2 separate regions of the Mus musculus genome follow, and region 2 is linked to region 1. A link is a loop called in an ENCODE intact Hi-C map of the cell type or tissue named here. Cell type or tissue: left cerebral cortex. All regions are shown on one strand.

Region 1 (8,000 bases):
TGCTTCTACTTTGGCATTGGACATGCGCCTCCATGTCTCCCTTTGTGGAATGGGAAAGCAACAGTCTTGGGGAAGGTTGTGCCTGGTACTCTGACTGCTAGGGATCAAGACATCTTCTCAAGCCAGAGCCTCACCACCTTCCTGGGGGAGGCCCCGTGCTTTCCTAGGTCTCTCTGTATCCCAGATCTCTAGATCCCCCTAGCTTCACCCACCACCGAATCCCATCCTGGGGAAGCAGAGTGCACAGGCTCGGGAATACCTTCCCCCTGCAGAACCCAGCTCCTTTAGCCATCTGGTTCCGCATACATCAGTACCCTACTGGTGCCAGGGGAGCCAGGAAAGAGAGGCAGCATCTTCTCTCCTCCCCTCCCCTCCCCTCCCCTCCTCTCTCCTCCCCTCCCCTCCCCTCCCCTCCTCTCCTTTTCTCTCCCCTCCCCTCCCCTCCCCTCCCCTCCCCTCCTCTCCTCTCCTCCTGTCTCCCCCTCCCTCCTCCCCTCCCCTCTGTTCCCCTCTCCTCCCCTCCCTTCCTCTCTTCTCCCCTTTCCTTTTCTTCCCTCTTTCCTCCTCCCCTCCCCTCCCCTCCTCTCCCTTCCTCTCCTCCTTTCTCTTCCCCATCTTTACCGTCAGATGGTCCCAGGTGTTCTCTGTTGCAGTGATAAACACTACGACCAAAAGCAAGTAGGGAAAAGAGGGTTTATTTCAGCTTACTTCTTACAGAATTGTGAAGACAAGTCAGGGCAGGAGCTTAAGGCAGGGGCCAACGCAGGAGCCAGTGGAGGGCTGCAGCTTACTGCCTTGTGCAGCCTGTACTTTCATACACCCTAGGACCACCTGCCCAAAGGTAGCCCACCCACTGTGGGCGGGGCCCTCCCTGCCAATCATCAATGAAGGAAATTCCCCAAAGGCTAGTCTGATAAGGCATTCTCTCTCTCTCTCTCTCTCTCTCTCTCTCTCTCTCTCTCTCTCTGGTTTTTCAAGACAAGGTTTCTCTGTATAGCCCTGGCTGTCCTGGAACTCACTCTGTAGACCAGGCTGGCCTTGAACTCAGAAATCCGCCTGCCTCTGCCTCCCGAGATAAGGCATTTTCTTAGCTGATGTCCTCTTAGACAACTTTAGCTTGTGTCAAGTTGACAAAAACCTAACCAGGATACCTCTAGTTCCCTGCTCTCCCCTCCCCCCCAGCTATGCTCTAAGTAGCTCTCTGCTGCCCCCACTTGGCTCAGCATCGCCAGATGTGTGGACCCCAGAGCCAGATCCAGCCACTCCAAGAAGAATAAGATCCAAGCAATGTCTCTCTGGGAGGGGACGCCTGGCAGTGTTCACTCAGGACTCAGCTTCTCTCAGGGCTTCTCAGAGCCGGTTTCTGTCCATCACTAGCTGGATCGTGGTTCTGGAACTTTCCAAGGGACTTGCCATTGCTATGTCATTGTGCTTGCAGGGGTCGGCATGTTGGAATGCACCCATTGAGCAGGATCAGAGGTTGTCACCTTTGAGGTGAATTCAGACCGTGGGACGTCTGGTGATAACCCTTGAGGTTGGGATCAGCAGAGCCTGTGTGAGGCTCAGACGTGGGTCTGCTGTGACAGCCTGGTCTGTCAGTCAGCCCAGTGAATGTCTGTGGCCATGACACTTCTCATGTTGATTCTTGAGGGTGTTCTAGAAAGTTCTTCTCAGCTCCTGAGCTTTGTCTTCTCTGTGTAGCATCTGCTAAGATCTCACCTCCTTCCTCAAACTTGCTTGTAGTGTTGTGTGGTCCATGGCTCTTCCCGGGCTCTCTCATCTGAACACAAGTCAAGCTCCCAGGTCCTTGCACTGCTTTTCTCTGATTTGTCTTCATTGACTTTGCACTGCCTTAGCGGGTGGTGATACGGTGCTCTTAACAGCCCAGCAGTGGGGGTGTGGCTCACTTTGGAGAAGTGGCAGAGATGAGAGGGAAAGCCCACGTGGGCGATTGTTTCATTTGGATGGATGCTGAGTGACTTGGAGAATGACCGTGGCAAGGTGGCAAAGCTCTGACCAGGCCTCTTGGAGCAGGCTACCTTGTACTGCAGACATGTGTCCTGTGCATCTCCTTTATTTACTCTTTCCACTGGGAGGTCTGTATACCACCTCTCAGGCCTGGAGTGTACACAGAAACAGGCAGAGCTTCCTCCTCCTCAGCCTAGCACCTAGAGGAAGAGGAGTAGAGATCTGATTTCCTGATAGTGTCTGCCACTTGTGCCTTGGGGACCCACTGTCCCAGTGATGGAATCGGGCTTGGTTCTAGGATACCTTCTGCACCAACCTCCTGTCTCAGTGACAACAAGGCTGGCTTTGTAGGCTGCTCCCACAGCTCTAAGTGATGCTGACCTCTTCCCACCTGCTGACTCTCCACCCAGTGCCTTCTGTCCTCTTCTCGGGTGTTCATGCCGCCAGCAGAAGGATCTGTCTGCATATAATCTATGTGCAGGCAATTCTGACCCTGCCAGCTGTCTGGGCACCAGTCTGTGCCAGTTAATACCACCAGGTGGCGTTGTGTACCGTGCAACTGCACTGCTGGCTCAGTTCCCTTCTTGACATGACTCATCTTTGGTCTTCTAAGAAACAAGTTGAACAGAAGTAGGAGTGGGGGCATTGCAGGAGGAGTGACCCCAGTCTCCTTTACTGTTACCATGTAACTACGAACCCCAAATCCGTCTCATTAGAGATTCCAAGTGTTCACAGGAAAGTACCTTGGACTTGTTAATTTTTTCTGCTGCTCACATCAGATGCGGTGCACATTATATAATAAGTTTATGTTTGTGAGAAGGAACTGGGTTTTACTCGGAGAAGCTGGGTAAAGGATCCGTCAGCAGGTCCCCTGATGTGCTCACTAACAACTCCAAATAAGTTCCATAAGCTTAGCTCATATCTGGCTCATGGCACTGTGGATTGCTGGCCTCAATCTGGCCCGCTGTGACCACACTCCAGTGCCCAAGCTCATAAAGCAAACGCCTGGCAGCTGGTAGGCAGAGGAAAGTGTTCACCCCGCTTTCTGGTTCTGCAAACTTCCCTTAGAAGTAGAACACGCCCACTGCCACGTCATTGGCCAAAGCAAGTCACATGGCAGTCCCTGCCCTGAAATGGATGGGAAGGTTAGTCCGACTGTATCCCAGCAGAAGTGATGGGAAGATTAGCCTGGCTGCTAGCCACAAAACACCAGCTGGTTCATGGGTCCAGGTACCCGCAGGGAGTGGGGTCCTGGGCTCAGTTTAAGAATAAGAACAGCGATTGCTTCAATGTGGTCGCAGCCCTGTGATGGTCTGAGGGTTAAATGCCGCGCCCAGGGTCAAGATCAGGGTGCAGAGTGGGAATAGCAACCTCTTCAGCTGCTAAGCCATAAGCAGAGCTTTGACAGCCGCTGCCCACTGAGCACTGACTGGCCAACAGCTGCTCTTAAGGGGGTGGGAGAAATGACGTGATGGAGTGTCCATGTCCCATTTATCTCGGCCAAACTCTCATCCTGTCCTGACAAGGATTGCCACGACTCACAACAACTGCTGTTGCAGACTGAGGTGAAAATCAGAGGCAGCAAGCGGGAAGCCTGCTCCTCAGCGGCCTTGATGGGAGCACTGCTATGCAAAGAATCTTCCACCAGGGGGCAGCAGACATCCTCTGCAAACTGCTGCAAAAGAGCTTGGGATCCAGGAATCCAAAGCCCAGAGCTGGTCAGGCCAGGCTTCTATTACAGGTCGTGAATCTGAGATGCACAGCACGGTGTGGCACCTCAAATACTTGCATAATGATCGTCACGTGTCTCCATGTTCCTCAACTCCAACTCACATGCAAGCACGGTATATTGGCATGCGTATAGCCTTGTGTCTATTCCTATGTCAGCTCACACGGTGTGGTCAGTTAGAGTCAGATTAAAAGCAGCACCATGCATGGCTATCTTATTGGCAGTCTGGTTATAAACTTGAACCTTAACATGATACAAGGGGGCTATATATGACATCATAATTAACAAGAGGAAACCGAGGCCCAAGAAAGTTAAATCACCTCCAGGTCCCCCTCAGTCACAGGAGCCGGAGCCCTAGTCCATGTGTGCTGGGTCTAAATTGCTTCCTTTCTTCCCCTCCAGCATTTCTTCCAGACAGCTTGTTACCCAGGGTCAGGAGGTGAGGGTGAGAGGAGGGCGCTGTGGCGCCACCCAGTGGCTCTGCTGGGGAATGTGGATGTTAGGCTGGAGGCAGTGTAAAAGATCAAGGCTGGAGATTTGAAGACTGACGTCCACGAAAACCAACCAGGGCCAGTCTGAGAGATGAAGGGGGGAACTGATAGAAGAGTCACAGGCCACACACACACACACACACACACACACACACACCGCCCCCCCCATCCTTCACTGACCACCAAAGGGACGTGGAGGAGCCTACTGGGAGCATGAAGAGGAGGGGAGCAGGTAGTGTAATTGGCTGGAGATTATGAGGTCTGAAAATCTCCCTCCATGCTAGAAAAGAGGTGTCTCACCCTGGCATCTGAGTGAGAAGATGCCTCCCCGTGAGAAGCTTCTCTTTCCAGGGGTTCCTAACACTTCACACACACACACACACACACACACACACACCCTGTAGCTCCCCATTGCCTGGGTGCACCCTGAGCTAGCCCCTGCTGGTTAAAGGGGGCAATGCTGGAAGGATTGCCCCTAGAGGGCAAACTGACAAGTGTACCCTGCAAAGCCTTGGTAGTTCTCTACCCTCAGGCACTGCAGCAGGTAGAGAGGACGGGCCAATGAAAGTAGCAGCAAGACCACCCGACCACACAGCCCAGGCAAGAGTGTTTTAAGAATCCCACATGAACCCTGGTGTAGAGACATACATCTTTAGTCCTACCATTCAGGAGGTAGACACAGGCAGATCTCTGAGTCTGAGCCAGCCTGGGCTTCAGAGTGAATTCTGAGAGAGAGCTACATAGTAAGACCCTGTCTCAAAAAAATTAATAATACATTTAATTTTTTTAATTAAAAATTTAAAAAATCAGTCATGCAGTGCTGTAGTTTACCTGAATGAATACCAGACTAAGGCGGAGGTACGAAGCGGTATGTTACTGACGAGGCCTCTGGGTACAGAACTCGGAAGTCCAAGGGCCACACCACTCTCTGGATGAATGCATCCCCTCCCTGAGCCTACCCTACCTCCAGCTCCCCCTACCACAGGCTTTAATGGTCGCCAACCACTTTCCCCTCAGCTATGTGCGACTGTGTCTTAGTAACATGGAGAAATGAGTTCCCAGCCCTTCAGGATCAAAGCTGGCCTCCTGCCCCACCTGTTCTCTCTCCTTTGAAGTTATTCTCTTCCACCCCTGAGCCAACCAACCTGTGTGATGCAGGCGGGAGGCTCCCAAGCCTGGTGGCCAGCCTGGGATTGTCCTACCACAGAACTGTCAGAAATGTGAACCATGTATCCCAGGCAGAGAGAGTGACACCCTGGGACCAAAGCCAGTGGCTTGGATGTCTCAACAACTCCCTTGGGATGGAGCCCTCAGAGGCAAGCAGGGAGTGATGACATACTTATTAATAGGGCCTCTCTTAAATACTCTAATGAGTGAGTCTGCTGCTGTGTGTATCCACAGAGTCCCAGGGTGTAGAGTCCGCCCACCCCCACCCCACGCCCAGTGCTGTAAGCTGGAGACCCATATCTATACGCAGCCAGCAATGAAACCTCAAGTTCAGAATGGGAACCAGGGGCCTACAGGACCGAGGGGTGGGGGCTGTATTAGAGAAAAAAATCCAGCCTTGGTGTATGTGAGTGTGGGCTTCTCATCTCTGGGGTCCCCCAAACCATCATATCTCCAACTTCATTTTTCCAATTTCTTGCAAAACATTTATCTACATTGTACCTCCTAGGAGCTGAGTGGTGTCGGGGGGAGCGGAGGCTCATCGTATTGTTAACACTGCCTGGGAGGAGCAGGGAGGAGAGGAGAGAACCAGACGCTCTTCAGACTCTCACGCGCTCCTCTCAGCCACTTGTGTCTATCTGTCTGTCTGTCTGTCTGTATGGTTGGTTCTTTTCCCAAAAGACAGCAGCAGCAGGGGCAGGAACCACAGCCCCCCTCTATTTCTAGCAGAAATCTCTTGATCTCCATGTAATGTGAGGGTCAGGGTGACTTCTGGAGTAGGTGAGCTGGTACCTATGATACCCTTGAGTTGAATCTGGAGGCAGGTCCCTGAGTTGGACGGGGCAGCTGGTAGCTGGTGGAGCCAACGTTGAAGAAATGAGGGGGGGGGGAGCTGGGCTGAGGGGCAGTTGGAATGTGGCTGATAGGACACAGGGAGCCCTAAGTGCAGGTGACAACCATGTGGGTGGTGGCTCTGGCTCGGTCACATCTCTCTTGACCCCACCTTGGGTAGGAATTATTCCCCATGCCTTCTTCTCTCTTCCCCCAATGCCAGCCTGAGGCCAGGTCAGAAACCCAGCCCTGCACGCGCACCTCAAGAAGACAAGGAGGAATTGGGGTGTCAGCTGGTGGAGGGGAAGCTGCTGTAGAGACAGTGGCAGCAGGGGGTGGGGATTAGCTTTGAGAACAAACGAAGAGGCAGAGTGGCCTCTCCCTCAGAGTGACAAGGAACTCAGGCTAACTGGAGGCTCTCAGTGGCTCTCAGACTGGAGCGAAATCGGTCCAGGGAAGCATCCTGTTTGCAAGGTTGCAAATCCTTGCCACAACATCCTGAGAGCCTACTTGAGAGATGCCTGGGGATTCTGGGTGTCACGTCTCCTCCTGTCTGTGTGGACATGGGGCCATGCACAGACACAAATGGACAACACACTCCAGGCCAGGGCCTCCTTTGAAATGCAAGAAGAGAGGCAGCGAGGTTCACAACTAAAAGGATTAAAGGGCCTGGCTGCTGGGCAGAGCCAGGAGAAGCTCTCCCCAGGCCTGGAAGGAGATTAAGGTGGGTCAGGTGACAGCAGCTGTCAGATAAGTGGGGAGAGAAGTTATGAGCGGGGTTCAGAGACTGCTGGAAGCTATGCTTGGGCAGAAGCTTTGGCAGCTGCAGGGCACCTGGCAGGAGATGCCATCCAGTGTGGCCATGCTGGGGCAGCAAGCTGCAGGTGGGAAGGAGTGTACTCACCTACCTGCTGGGCATGCAAGGGCAGACGCTTGCAGTCAGCATAAATCCCGCAGGTCTGAAGGGAAGAATGTCTAAAATAAATCTCTTTAAAAAGTGCTCAGCTTTGGTGGCTAAGGAAGGAGTGTAGGCAGAGCTGGATCCAGCTGAAACTAGTTCACTGTGGTGTGAGGCAGGACCACTGGTTCCCTGAGCTAGGACTGACCCCCAAAGAGCCACCGAGGGAGTTCTCTGATACCTTGAACCTGACTTGGCCATGGCTGTGCCGGAATGCTTTGAAGATTCTAGAAAGATCCTGTCAGCACACAGTATGGCATTCTAAGCCCAGCTGACAGCAGAGCCCCTGGTTGTTGTCTATATGGGAGCCTTGGGTCTGAGAAGCCTGTGTGGTCAGGATGCCTACTAACATACACAAACAAGCACACACACTTATGAACATGTATGTATGTATGTATGAATATATGTGTACACATTGTATCATATACACAATGTATGTACCCAGGCACACAATAAGAGTATGTATATGTACTTATCACATGGTGTATCCTATGGAGTGTACATGCACACACTTGTATAGAACATACACAAATATGTACCTACTGTATAGAACATACACATTGAGTATATATGCATACATGTGTGCACACACACTGCATAGAGCACATTGAGTATATATGTACGTGTGCACATTGAGTATATATGTACACACTGCATTTAACATAACATATGGAGTATACATGCACATATGTGTGCATACCTGCATAGAACATCGATGCAGAGGAATGTATATGAACAAAATACACACTCTGCACAGTGGTCCATATGATGCACATACATGTATACACTGTATAGCACATACACATGCGGAATGTGTATAGTACACACATGCACATGAACACACACTATACATGCA
Region 2 (8,000 bases), 310 kb after region 1:
ACAAAGCGCCAACCCCAGCCAGATGTGAGTTGTGGAGGAGCCTAGACCGCTCCTAGTGCTTTCTATCCAAACAGCAGCCGCCAAGAATTAACTGTGTGTGTGCCCGGCTGGCTGGCTGGCTGACTGGCTGTCCCTACTTCTGGACGCCCCAGGGAGCTGGCACAGGCTAGAAGGGGATGGAGGTGGACGCTTCTGTTTATCTAGAGGTCTTTCCAGATGTGAAGGTGGCTGTGAGCCCAGGACGAGGATATTCCATGCAGGACAGAGACCTGCAAAAAGGCAGAGAATCTCAATTGGTGGTAGGAGCATTGATTTAGGTGTGTGAGTCCCAGCAGTGGTCCCATCTGAGACCCTTGCCATCAGGGCTACTTGTACTCCAGGGACCGAGGGTAAATTTGGTATCCATGATTCCTTTGTAGCAAAATGGCAGGTTGTGTGTTCATGCAAGTATGTATTGGAAGGGGATCACTCAGTTGCTAAGAGTCTAGAGAACCCTATGAGGCAAAGGTGGGCAGGCAGCATCTGGAGGGTCCAGGTCCTCCAGTGAAGCCCTGGAGTGTGGTGCTGGGCCAGCACTCTGCTCTGGACATTCCTTAATCTTACACACATGCCCTCGTGAGTCTCCTCCTGTGGGGATCATGTCCCAGGCTTCTACAGATCAGTCCCTCCTAGCCTCCATCCCCAAACACTGAGTCAGAAAGCTTGCTCTGGGATCTTATTACAACTCTAAAAGAGAGAGGATCTGAACTGAGATATGAAACTACCCTGGTGACATCAGACTCTGAGAGCGCCTTCTCCCTCCCCCTCCCTCTCCCCCTCTCTCCCCCCTTCTCCCCCTCTTCCTCTCCCCTTTCTTTTCTCCTCCCTCTCCCCCTTTCTCCCTCCTCCCTCTTTCTCTCCCCCCATCTCCCCCCCTTCTCCCTTCCCCTTCTCTCCCTCTCTCCATTTTTCTCCCTTTACCCCTTCCTCTCTCCTCTTTTTCTCCCTCCCTCTTTCCTTCCCCTCTCTGCCTCCCCTCCCCACCCTTCCTCCCCCTCCCACCCCTCCTTTCCTCCCTCCTCTCTCTAGGCAGGAGATGCTGGTTTGGGATAGCCCAGGCAAAACAAACAGGCTGCACTTTTCTACTCTTTGCTGTGCCAGCATAAAGAAGGGCCAACAGAATCGAAAGGGGAAGAGAAGGGGTGCAAGCCAGTGCCCCCATCATCTCCTCCCAAGGCTGGGCATAGAAAGGCAGACGTCAAATCCCAGAATGGCCCAGGATGGAAGGAGAAGAGGGAGGATTTGACGTCAGGCAGAAGTCTGTGAATTCCCACAGGCTTCTCCAGAAATTCCAAATCCAAGTGCCAACTCATGAGAAGGAAAGACATTGCTGGCCCTCTGGTACCCGGCGGAGCACTTAAGGACGCCTTCAAGAATACATAGATGTGTTCCACCAGAGATGTGGCCAGCCCCAACCTAGCAGCCCTGAGGAGAGTTCCTGTTGCTTGGCAAATATCTAAGACTGAGCAAATTGCATCCTTGGTTATCTATATAGGAAAAGGCAAAGACAAGATTCCCCTCATTCCTGTAAGTGACATGCCGCTTCCCACCCAGCACATGGACCCAGCCTGTCCCTTGTCTCTCTGTCCCCAACATCTTTCACAGTAGAGATGCCAGGGAGAGCAGGCAGCAGAAGCAAGAGGGACCCTTAACCCCACACCCCCTGTCCAGGGCTGCTGCAGGGTCAACAAAGAGTCTTGGAAATCTTGTGAGGAGAGAATGCAGCATTGCTTTTTATCATGGTCCCACCCAGAAGACTCAGCTTAGTGAAAACCTGGCTCAGAGCAGTACAGCAGGATTCATACAGTTGGGCATGTGACTCAGGAGAGGGACACACACACCCAAGATGGATTTAGGATGGAGGTTGGGAAAGCAGCACTCTCTAATGTAATTCTGAGATGCCAACCTGGGGGTCAAAAGCAGAAGAAAGGTTTAGAGATTCACCAGATGATGGTCAACTCCGCAGCTGGCTCATTCCAACAGGAAGTTCTGCATCCACCCAACTGGTTTCCAAACTCACAGGATTGGTGCCTCATGGACAAAGCCAAGCTGGACTCGGTGTCTCTAATCTGGAATCAACTGGGCCAGATGAACCAGAGTGAGATGGAGATTTCCCAGAAAGCGGCTAATGCAGGGGACCTGGAGCAGCCCTGACCATTCTTCAGGGCAATACATGAAGGTCATGTGGTTTCAGGACAGTTCAAGTCACATTGTACTATTAAGTTTATGTCAAACTCGGGGAGACCAAGACTTCAGGTTGTTTTGTATTTGGGAGATTTGGGGTGGGGTTTGGTTAGCTCGCTTCTGTTTTTAGTTTCTGGTTTCCTTTTGCAGTTGCATGTATTAACCAGGTATGCTGGTACATGCATTCAATTCCAGCCCTTAAGAGGCAGAGATAGATGGAACCCTGTGAGTTTGAGGCCAACCTGGTTTATTTAGCAAATTCAAGACCAGCCAGAGATACACAGTTAGACACTGTCTCAATAAGTAATCAAACAAACAGAATTACCGTGTGTGTGTGTGTGTGTGTGTGTGTGTGTGTGTGCCATCTCCCCATTCTTCTTTCTGATTTTTCCTCTGTGGCAGAGCCTCAGTAACCCAGTAACCCAGGCTGGCTCTCAGCTAATACCAATCCTTCTGACCCATCCTCCCAATTGCTGGGGTTAGATATGTGCACCACCATCCCTGGTGTGTTTGGGGAATTTTGGATAAGCAACCATGACTCGAAGCTTCTCACATGGTTAATAAAAGGGTTTAGGTACATAGGACATGTTACGATATCAATAAGTACTAGTATAACCTTCCTGCTTCCAGACTCTTAGGCCGAGCCCCCACATCTCCCAAGAGACTTAATTGGGACATGTTTATTTTCTTTGAGGTAGAGACTGGGAGAGGAGCAGCTTGATACTAAACACAGCAAAGGGAGCCTTGGGCACGACCCATGGTGCCTGAGTCAGAAGGCTCGGAGGCATGGAGAATTCTACAGGATGGGATTAGGAATGGAGTGTGTCTGAGAGGTGTCATCCCTCACCAACCACAACCCGATCTAGCAGGCAAACAGCCAAAGAGACTCACAAGGGCCAGGTCGAAAAGGCTAAGGAGTAAGAGAATTTATGTGTCACTGAGCTGGACAGCTGTCAGGCCCTAAAACCCTTTGTCGTCAATTTCATTTCTGCTTTGAAACTGTAAGAAAGACAGGAAATTCAGCAAGGCGGAGAATGCTTTGCAGATCTCCCGGTCTCCTTCCATCACTGCCACAAGCACCCCAAGCGGCCAGAACCTGAATGTTTCCCACTTAGCTCAAGCTGTCCCTCTGGGGCTCAGGCAAGGGTCATGGCGAAGCAAAACATAACAAATGAAGCCCAAGATGACTCAGAGCCCGGGTCAGTGGAGCCTGGGTCAGCAGAGCCTAGATCAGCACAGCCTGGGTCAGAGGTCATCATCCTGAGAACATGGGACAGATGTCAAGACCAAGCGCCGCTCCAGGGTCTCCCTGTCAAGTTCCAAAGTAAGCTATGTCTGCCCCAAATTCCCTAGCTACTGCACCTACACAAGGGTGTCTGGGCCAAGCAACAAAGGCTTCCTCCATATTCCCAACCGGCTCTCTCTCCTCAGACCAGGGCAGCTCCTGGGAGAAGAGCACGAGAGACGGTGGAGCATCCCTCCCTGCAGCCTACCACAGGGGCATGCTCTGCCCCGACATATTGTAGTGCTATATTTATTTGCTTTTGTGTATATATGTGTGTATGTGGTGTATCTGTTTGATGTTTTTTGGTCTGTGTGTGTGAGTGTGTGTGTGTGTGTGTGTGTGTGTGTGTGCATGTGTGTGCATGTGTGTGTGTGCGCGTGTGTGCGTGTTGGTCACTCCTCACCCGATTACCTTTGAGATCTCCATCCCCAAGCTTGTCCAGCAGGTGCTCTTGCACCCTGCTGAGGCGTCTCCCCAGTCCCGGCTGGGCAATTCTTTCCTTCTCCCTGGTGACATCATTCCTGCTGCTGTTCTCTGGTTTGGGGAAAGGGCTGTGAGACCTGGGCTGCTGTAGAGAGACACTGGGTCCCCAGTGAGCACAGCATGTCATTAGCAGCCCCATGTCTTCTCCCACTGGGGCCCTAACATTCTGCCAAGCCGGCTATTCTGGGCTCGTCTGCCCGGCTATCCCACAGGCAAAGGCTGGCTTTGCAAACTTTTGAATTCCATTCTGCAGGCAGGCTTCCATGGGTGGTGCTCCACTGCCAAGAGGGGGATGGGGGAACCGCTCAGAGATCCACAGAAGTTGCTGAAACGGGAAAGGAAACCTGGCATCCAGACTAGTCCTGGCCACGGGCCCGAGCTCATGGCTCCTGTCGGGCGCTGCCTGTTTTCTGGGAGGCCTAGGCAGGTGGAGCTCAGGATTGGCAGCTTAAGGGCTGGTACAGGACCTCACAGCTGGAAGGAAAGAAATGTAAGTAAGGACTGTCCCTCTGCAAGGTCAGCACACTCGGGCCGTGGCCGTTCACGCGCCTCTTGATGTTCATTCAGCCATTTAACCTCCCCGTGCCTCAGTTTCTCTGTCTCTACTAGCTCCCTCCGTTTTGGTAAAACATGTCAGTTCACACAGAGGCTTGAAACGACCCTGATGTAATTATCTTAACCTGATAAATAAAGTGACATCGCCCCCTGGTGGAAGGCACAGTCCTAAGCGCTTAACTAGGAGGAGCTGTGAGAGATTGAAAGAAGGGATGGCCAGAGTGACAACCGACCATTATACAGAGCAACAGGAACAAAGTGTGCTGAAAGGCTGTGTGTAAGGGGCAGAGGAAGCCCTGATTGAGTGGAGGCCTGAGTGGAGGTGTACTGTTGACATGGGCATGGCTGTCAGGGACCCCAAGGCCCAGACCCATCCTGACGTCCAAGTGCAAGTGTTTGACAAGTGCATACAGAAACTAGCAGCCGCTGCTTCCTTCTGCAGAGACGGCTGGCCTACAGACTCCTCCCACAGAGACTAGGTAACGTGTCCCTGTGCTGTAGCTAACAAACATACTTGAGGTCCTGGCTTGATGTAGTTATTGATTCCATTCCATCTGAGTGCACACAGCACACGAGCTTTTCTGTATGTGTGTCTGTGTCTGTCCTTTCTTCATGTCCTCACTACCTCTAGTCCAAGGTGTTCTGAATGTGGCAGAGATGCTGGGGCACAGACCATGATACCTCAAGGAATGGTGTGAAGTCCTCCGGGCTGAATGAGGAGCGACGGAGAGACCCTTAGAAGCAAAACCTCTCTCAACCTTCTTCAGCTCTCCTGTCTCTACTCCTCTTTCCCCATAGAAAGTAGAACCCCTGTCCCAGAAATCCTGCCACGAAATCCAGAAACAACATAGAAGCTTTCCCACCTCTCTGTGCAGAAGCTGGCTATCGAAGAAGTTCTCCGACCTACAAAGTACAGAGAGTGAGTGGCTGTTAGGTACTCAGCCTTAGATGGGCGATCTGTTTCAACCGCACTCCACACAAAGCTCAGGGAATTGTGGAAGAGGAGGTGGAGAATGGGAGGAGTGCCGCTGTAAGCTGCTGTCTTCTCGATAGGGCACGACAGTTATGGTTACCCACAGGATCAATCTGGGAAGGTCAGTCGACTTCCCAGCAGGTAGCACTAAGAGGAGGGGGGAGCTGGAAGTGAATATGATCAAGATACATTGTAGACATGTATGACATTGTCAAGCAATGCATAAAACATTCTTTTTTTTTTTAAGGCTTTTTTTTTCTGTAGGACTGAAGAGATAGCCCAGGAGTTACGAGCACTTGCTAAACCTGCAGAGGACCCAGGTTGGATTCCCAGTGCCCACATGGAGACTCACAGCCATCCGTAGTTCGAGTTCCATGGGATCCTACTCCCGCTTCGACCTCCATGCACCAGTCAAGCACACGGTGAATATGCATAAGGGCAAAACAATCAGACACAAAACCAAAGGAAGAAGTTGTTCTTTAAAAATATATATATATTTATTTTATTTACATGAGTACACTGTAACTATCTTCAAACACACCAGAAGGAGGCACTAGATCCCATTACAGATGGTTGTGAGCCACCATGTGGTTGCTAGGAATTGAACTCAGGATCTCTGGAAGAACAGTCAGTGCTCTTAACCACTGAGCCATCTCTCCAGCCCCCAGAAGTCTTTCTTAAAAGAGGAAGTTTACATATTTTTGAAAAGTCTTCTGACCCATCTTGTTTGGTGATATCCCACATGAACTTCAAGCCAGAAGGAGTCTTGTTCCCCACCTGGCCAATGTTGCTGCAAAGGGCCAAGGAGACACCAAGCAAACATTCCTGCCAGTTCCTCCCACTAGATCCTCTCACCAGCCCCCTACCCCCCCCCCGCCACTAAGTCCTCCCAGTGGGTCCTCCCATCAGATCCTCCCATTAGGTCCTCCCACTAGGTCCCCCACTAAATCCTCCCACTAGGTCCCCCACTAAATCCTCCCACTAGATCCTCCCACTAGGTCCTCCCACTAGATCCTCCCACTCATCCTAATCCCATTAGGTCACATTCCTTTTGTCCAATCATGTTTATATATGCAGTTCCTTCTTCATCAAATCCAAGCATTAAAATAATGTTCCCAGGCTAGAGCTGGAGTTCAACTGGTAGAATGTGTGCTGAGCATGCCAAAGCCCTGGGCGCCATCCTCCAGCCATTCACCACACAGACCAGGTGTGATGGTGCACACCTGTAATCCCAGACACTCGGAAGGTTGGAGTATCAGTTCTGGGGTCATCCTCAGATGTATAGCTAGTTTGAAGACAGCTTGAGCCACGTGTTTCCCGGGATTCTCTGGATTTTGAAGGTTCTCATTTCTTAAACAGAGATTTTGTGAATATGATGTGCTATTCTCTCGCTGCCTGCATTTTGTTACTAGAGTGTAGGCTACTCCATGGAGGGTGAGGAAGTTCAGGTACTTTTCCGATCCTGTGGCAGCTATGACAGCGTCTCCCATAATGCAAAGAAGAATGCAGATCTTCTGGCTTTTCTTAGCCATGGAGCCACTGCAGACTGCTGCTCTGGAGGACATGTACTCACTCCTGCATGAACACGTACTTTGGGCCAGTAGGTTTTCTTCTAGGAATTTATCCTAGGTACATTTTATAGTTGTGCTTTAATAACACAAGGATATTCCCTGAAGTATTGTTGAAATGTGAGATTTTAGGTATTCCAAAAGAATGTTTTAGGGTGGAATTAAATAGCTTCCCTATGGTCTTGGGTAGAAGACTGTATATGGTAAAAAACCTCATTGGTCTCCTGACTCTACAGGAGTAATTCTATTCAAGGTCCCTAAAGGTCAGTTGCTGGGTAGTTGCAGGACTGTGTCATTCAACTTCTGAAGCTTGCAACGAGATGATGAGAAAGAAGTGTTGAAGCTGGTAACAAAAGTATCAATGCAACCCAACATCTCCTAAACAGACCTGTGTGCCTATGGAAACATCATTCGGATAAGGTTAGTATTGCACAATAGCAATACGGAAGGGATGGATTTCTTCTTAAAGAGATATTACCATAGCTACAAAAGAATTGCACACCGTCTAAAAGATATGACAGGGCTGAGAAGAAAACTCAGCTGGCAAAGTGATAGACTTGCAAGCACAGAGGTGAATCCACTGCCCAGAAATCATGTTACGAAAATGATGGGTGTGGTGTTGCAATCCTGGTGCAAGGGGTACTAGAGCTTCCTGGGACTCACTGGGGCTCAGTGGCCAGCCAGGCTAGCCTACTCAGCCAGTTCCAGGCCATCCAGAAACCGAGGTTGTCCTCTGGCCTCTAGGGGAACGCAAGTGCACCTGTGAATATATAAACCCACACAGATGCGTGTTCTCTCTCTCTCTCTCTCTCTCTCTCTCTCTCTCTCTCTCTCTCTCTCTCTCTGTGTGTGTGTGTATGTGTGTGTGTGTGTGTGCGCGCGCGCGCGCGCGCGCCCCTGGAACACCGACTCT

Evidence for each region. Hi-C counts contacts between places; a loop is a spot of excess contacts. Peaks named below come from ENCODE experiments on the same cell type or tissue, not always from the same donor. Only the 100,000 strongest peaks of a DNase experiment are listed, where the experiment ranks them.
Region 2: a loop joins it to region 1, with 6 times the contacts of the local background. A loop is called at or near these places in 6 of 42 quality-filtered maps.

What each region holds. Positions count from the first base shown.
Region 1 is chr11:118,734,686-118,742,685 of GRCm38, reverse strand. The region is part of intron 2 of Rbfox3 (RNA binding protein, fox-1 homolog (C. elegans) 3); the gene reads left to right. Among named protein-coding and RNA genes, the nearest start is that of Gm11750, 47 kb to the left of the region's middle. In left cerebral cortex, CTCF peaks have their summits at 1,233, 2,501 (motif pointing right), 3,609 (motif pointing right), 4,681 and 1 weaker place; DNase peaks (open chromatin) are centred at 2,537, 3,031, 3,591, 4,146 and 4 more places; H3K4me3 peaks cover 296 bases; H3K27ac peaks cover 2,253 bases.
Region 2 is chr11:118,420,158-118,428,157 of GRCm38, reverse strand. Gm35598 (a long non-coding RNA gene) reads left to right here. Exons shown (of 3, transcript XR_880340.2): 1 at 1-24; 2 at 5,345-5,465; 3 at 5,767-5,997. Among named protein-coding and RNA genes, the nearest start is that of Gm35598, 4.2 kb to the left of the region's middle. In left cerebral cortex, CTCF peaks have their summits at 3,302 and 4,694 (motif pointing left); DNase peaks (open chromatin) are centred at 1,310, 4,318 and 4,671; H3K4me3 peaks cover 400 bases; H3K27ac peaks cover 357 bases.